2 separate regions of the Mus musculus genome follow, and region 2 is linked to region 1. Evidence: chromatin loops called from intact Hi-C (ENCODE). Cell type or tissue: left cerebral cortex. All regions are shown on one strand. Links, peaks and the distances in the headings refer to the core of each region. The heading gives the core; the rest is flanking DNA. Region 1 has its middle 6.9 kb from the start of Gm37120. Region 2 has its middle 21 kb from the start of Elk4.

Region 1 (2,914 bases), core at 147-2,646:
GGTCACAGCCTTTGTGCCTGGCCCTGTGCAGGGAGCCAGGACAGGTCAGGTACAAGACACTCCTTCTTGCTTCTGAAAGCTCAGGCCTTCAGGTCAAGGTGGCCTTCTTCAAACAGATTTTTGTCAGGTACTGTGTGCTTGGCTCTCTATACTGCAGAAAGCTAGAAGGGAAACAAATGAGCTTTGCCCAGCTGAACACAGGGCCAGAAGTTCAAGAAGATGAGCTAAGGCTGCACCAGGAGATGTGAAGGCAGGGGTGGGCATGCTGGTTTGGTCAGAGGTCTCTGATAGAGTCAGGGTAAGTAGGTAGGTAAGGGGAGAGCTGGATGGAAGCCAGGAGTAGAATATTCCAGCAGAAGTCCTGAAGACCATGGGCCTGAAACTGCGCATGACACAGAGGCTGGAGCCGAACAAGCCCAACAGTGCCAGAAGGCCACTGTCCCCTGCTCCAACAAGTGGCTCCATCCATCCCTCCCTTCTCTTCCCAACCCTACCACCCCTCACCAGCCTAAAGGGGCAGCAGGACCTGCTCCTGCTCCACCTGTTATGACAGTAGCTGGTGACATTGCTGGTGCTCCTCGCTGGCTAGCTCTAGATGAGTGCGCCAACTTTCCTCATCAGACAGACAGGCCAGGGTGCACTGGTACAGTGATGAGATGTGACACCACTGGCCACTTCCCTCCATATTAGATCTGTTCTTGCCTTCTCTTTGGCCTTCTTCCCCTGCCACTCTGTGGCATCGCACACCCTGTTTTAGCTCCTTTTCCTGTCGCTATAATAAAATATCCTGACAGAAGTAACTCAGGGGAGACACAGCAACAGCTCACAGAGGTACAGTCCCTCACAGCAGGAAAACCGAGGTGGTGGGAGGTTGAGGTGACTGGTCATGTCACATCCCCAAGCAGGAAGCAGAGCTTGATGAGTGCTTGCACCCCTCCCAAACTCGCTTTCTTATCCGGTTCAGCACCCACTTTTAGGATGGCTCCCCCCTCCTTAATTAGTTAACCCATCAGTCACTCTCAGGCCGGCCCAGAGGCTAAGCAGGCATTGCAGGTGTGCCTGGAGGTTTGTCTCCCAGGTCATGCCAGGCTCACCATACCACCACAAGCCTGCCCTTTGTCAAGTTGGCACTCAGACACATCACTTATGTCATAACCTTCCATAATCTCAGGACCATTTTATAATATAACGTCTCCCCCACCACTTAATCCAACTTCAAAAGACCCTAGTCTTTAATAATTTTAACATTTTTTAAATATATGTGCCCTATCTGCATGTACACTTAAATGCCAGAAGAGGGCATCATATTTCTTTCTTTTAAAAAAATTTTTATTCAACCTTTTTTTTTTTTTAAATCCCCTTCCTGGTTCACCCTCTGGTTCCACATCCCATACCTCCTCCCCACCCGACTAGACCTCCCCACTCCCTGGGGCCTCCAGTCTCTTGAGAGTTAGGTGCATCTTCTCTGACTGAACCCAGACAAGGCAGTCCTCTACTGTATATGTGTTGGGGGCCTCATATCAGTTGGTGTTTGCTGCCTGGTTGGTGGTCCAGTGTCTGAGAGATCTAGGGGGTACAGGTTAATTGAGACTGCTGGTCTTCCTACAGGGTCGCCCCCCTCCTCAGCTTCTTCCAGCCTTTCCCTAATTCAACCACAGGGGTCACCAGCTTCTGTCCATTGGTTGGGTGTAAATATCTGCATCTGACAGGTTTCTTTATAGATGGTCTTGGGCCACCATGTGGTTGCTGGAAATTAAACTTAGGACCTCTGGAAGAGCAGTCAGTGTTCCTAACCTATGAGTCGTCTCTCCTTTTAAAAGTTCAAACTTCACTGAGACCCAAGCAATCTCTTATATATGAGTTCTTATAAAATAAAAGTTTCATGCCAGGGACCAGGCTCAGCTTAGAGAGGGGTTCTGAGAAAAGGGATGTCTGGGAGCAGCAGAAACAAATCATGGGTCTGAGCTGGAGGTCTATGTTCTGCTCCAGACAGCTTTCCAGGCCGCTTTTTCTCTGATCTGCGTTCTCTCTGGTGGTCTCCAGATGGCTCTCCCTCTCTGTTTTCTTCTTGAGACAGTTCTGCAAGCAATTCTCTCTTGCTATTCTAAAAAATAAATAAATAAATGTTCTGGATAACTCATCTTTTGCAGACCATAACCCCAGTCCTTTATTTTACATATCAATCCAGTCATTTACTCCAGGTCCCCTTTTTGATCATCCTATGAATCAGCATCCCATGACCCAGCCCCTTCATTCTTAGGAGACAGCAAGCATTTTTTTTTAAGATTTATTTATTAGTACACTGTATCTGTCTTCAGATGCACCAGAAGAGGGCGTCAGATCTCATTACAGATGGTTGTAAGCCACCATGTGGTTGTTGGGATTTGAACTCAAGAACTTTGTTCAAAGATCAGTCGGTGCTCTTAACCACTGAGCCATCTCTCCAACCCACTTTTTTTTTTTTTTAAACATTGCAAAAGAATTCAGAGCTCTGCCTGCCTCAGTTAAGCACAGAGGATAAACTGGCTGAGTGGGACCCTGCCCTGAAATTACCATTTCTACCTTGCCTGTGCCTACCCTTGCTCTGTCCCGGGTCAACCTTGAACTCAAGAATCTGCCTGCCTTTGTAAGCATAAAAAACTTAGCTAGGTGGGATCTCCTGGGACCATCACTCCCTAAATCTCTTTATCTCCTTCCTCGGTATCTTTCTGACAACATGGTTCACAGTGCAGCTGCCTCTGTTCCTTTAGCTCCATGAAACTCCTCATACAATTTATATTACAGCCTTATGTTTTACATAGTTAAGAAATTATATATTTTTGAACTCATGTTTTTAGAGCTCTTTTCCACAGCCTTAAGGGCTGTCCTAAAGGTCTCAGTGTTTACCATTTTGCTAAAACATTATCCACACTCA
Region 2 (2,914 bases), core at 125-2,624, 120 kb after region 1:
CGAGGAGCTGGCATGTTTGCCTGGCACATACAAAGCTCCGGGACCGTGTGAGCAGCCCTGGTGACGAACGTCCGCAATCTCAGCATTCACGAGGTGGAAGAGAGGATCAAGAGGATCAGGAATTCATGGTTGGGCTGGCGAAATGGCTCAGTCAGTGAGAGTGCCCGGTGCTAAGCCTGATGACCCAAGGATAGGAGTACTGAGGCAATCCCCACAGATTGTCCTAGAACATACCTCCCCCACTTACACAAAATTAATAAATGTAAAATATAATTCAAAGTCTGAGACTCTGTCTCAAAAACAAATGAAAGTATGAGACACTATGGGAGCGCAGACATCTCCAGCATAAGCCTCCCCGTTTATTTACCAGATTTCAAAGAAAAACAAAACAGCCTAAACTATGAATTGTGAGACTTAAGAAACAGAACCCATTGCAAAATATGAGATTTACTTATGCCCTAGCACAAAATAAAAATATATAAATTTTCTCCAGGGCTAGGGAGATGGCTCAGTGGCTAAGAGCACTTGTTCTGTAAGCATGAGGTCCTGAGTTCAAATCCCTGGCACCCACATAAAAAGCCAGGCATGGCTGCCTGCTTGTGCTTGTCAGTCCAGCATTGGGAAGTGAAGCCAGACAGATGCCAGGAGTTCAGTGGCCAACCAAACTAAGCAAAGTCATGAGATTCAGGTTCAATGAAAGACCCTACTTGAGCCAGGCGGTGGTGGCGCACGCCTCAGGAGTTAGAGGCAAGCTGATCTCTGAGTTTAAGACCAGCCTGGTCTATAGAGTAAGTTCCTAACAGTCACCTGTACAGAGAAAACCTGCCTCAAAAAACAAAACAAAACAAAACAGGGTTTGGGAGGGGGGGCAGCTGAGAACCTGTCTGGAAAAGTCAAACAAATAAACAAAAGACCCTACTTGAAGGCAGTAAGGCAGAGAATGAGAATTCTAGTGGACAACAGCTGATGTGCTGCTCTGGCCTCTTCATGTCAAACTATGGACATTAGCACCTACACACCAATGTGTATACAATGTGTATACACACACACACACACACACATTTTATAATACAAGAAAATACGCCGGGCAGTGGTGGTGCATGCCTTTAATCCCAGCACTTGGGAGGCAGACACAGGCAGATTTCTCAGTTCGAGGCCAGCCTGGTCTACAAAGTAAGTTCCAGGACAGCCAGGGCTACACAGAGAAACCCTGTCTCAAAAAACCAAAAAAAAAAAAAAAAAAAAAAAAAAAAAGAAGAAGAAGATAAAAGAAAAAGAAAATACAGTGGCTAGATATTTGCTTATATTAGTTATTATTTGATAAAGGAAATAGTATCTGTTTATGTATTTATATATTCGTTTGTTTGTTTGTTTATTGGGGTGGGGTAAGATAGTTTCTCTATGTAGTCCTGGCTGTCCTGGAACTCCATCTGTAGACCAGGCTGGCCTCAAACTCAGACTAGAGGTGTATACATCATGCCCAGCTTGGATTTTTTCAGGCAGGGTCTCTTTATGTAGTCCTGGCTGGCCAATAACTGACAGAGGTCTGCCTGCTTCTGCCTCCCACATGCTGGAACTGAAGGCTGTTACTATGCCAACCCTCTATGTGATGTTTTTTAAAATTGTTTTTATATACGTATATATGTATGTCTGCTTTTCTGTATGTTCCCATGCAGTGCCCACAGAAGCCAGAAATAGGAAACTGGAGTTACAGGTGGCCGTTAGCCACCTTGTGTGCATCCTGGGAGCAGAGCATCAGTCCTCTACAAGAGCAGCAAGGGTGCTTGCCTAACCTCTGGGCCATTTCTCCAGACCTTAAGTGAGTTTTCAAAAAGATTCTTGGGCTGGTGAGATGGCTCAGCGGTTAAGAGCACTGACTGCTCTTCCAAAGGTCCTGAGTTCAAATCCCAGCAACCACATGGTGGCTCACAACCATCTGTAATGAGATCTGACACTCTCTTCTGGGGTGTCTGAAGACAACTACAGTGTACTTACATATAATAAATAAACAAGTTAAAAAAAAAAAAAAGATTCTCTCTTTTAGAGATATGCCAGGCAGTGGTAGCACACCCCTTCAATCCCAGCACTAAGGAGGCAGCGGCAGATGGATCTTTGAGCTGGTTTATGGAGCACGATCCTGGCCAGTCAGGGCTATAGAGAGAAGGGGGGGGGGACAAAATATAAGAGTGAAAAATAGAGACAGACACTGAGAGAGGTTGAAGGGTGTAATTTCACATCTGAAGAAACGAGACCCTTGAAGTTGGAGAGATGGCTCAGTGGTTAAGAGCACTGACTGCTCTTCCAGAGGACCTGAGTTCAACTCCCAGCAACCACATGGTGGCTCACAACCATCTGTAATGAAACCTGAAAACCTCTTTGGGGTGTCTGAGGATAGAGACAGTGTACTCATATACATAAAACAAACAAATCTTAGAAAGAAAGAAAAGGGAAAGGTGGGGGCTGGTGAGATGGCTCAGTGGGTAAGAGCACCCGACTGCTCTTCCAAAGGTCCAGAGTTCAAATCCCAGCAACCACATGGTGGCTCACAACCATCCGTAAAGAGATCTGATGCCCTCTTCTGGTGTGTCTGAAGACAGCTACAGTGTACTCACATGTAATAAATAAATCTTTAAAAAAAAAAAAAAAAAAAAAAGAAAAGGGAAAGGAAAGGGAGGGGAGGGGAGGGGAGGGGAGGAGACCTTGGCAATAATCTCCAGTGGCTTAGATGGAAGGTTGGTGGGAAACTCTAAACACACACACACACACACCAGAAAAACAAAACATAGGGCAGGAAGACATTTTATACCTATGAAGGATGCTTACAGAAAGGACCACCTGTGATACAGTCTTACCAAAATAAACCCTGAGTCTAGCCAAGCCTCTATCTTATTGGCAGCCTATGGGGGTGCGGGAG

The links. Hi-C counts contacts between places; a loop is a spot of excess contacts. Peaks named below come from ENCODE experiments on the same cell type or tissue, not always from the same donor. Only the 100,000 strongest peaks of a DNase experiment are listed, where the experiment ranks them.
Region 2: a loop joins it to region 1, with 5 times the contacts of the local background. A loop is called at or near these places in 38 of 42 quality-filtered maps.

What each region holds. Positions count from the first base shown.
Region 1 is chr1:132,107,992-132,110,905 of GRCm38, reverse strand. No RefSeq gene overlaps it. Among named protein-coding and RNA genes, the nearest start is that of Gm37120, 6.9 kb to the right of the region's middle. In left cerebral cortex, for the core only: CTCF peaks have their summits at 1,279 (motif pointing right) and 2,346 (motif pointing right); no DNase peak of the experiment used is centred there.
Region 2 is chr1:131,984,754-131,987,667 of GRCm38, reverse strand. No RefSeq gene overlaps it. Among named protein-coding and RNA genes, the nearest start is that of Elk4, 21 kb to the left of the region's middle. In left cerebral cortex, for the core only: no CTCF peak of the experiment used is centred there; a DNase peak (open chromatin) is centred at 1,588; H3K4me3 peaks cover 52 bases.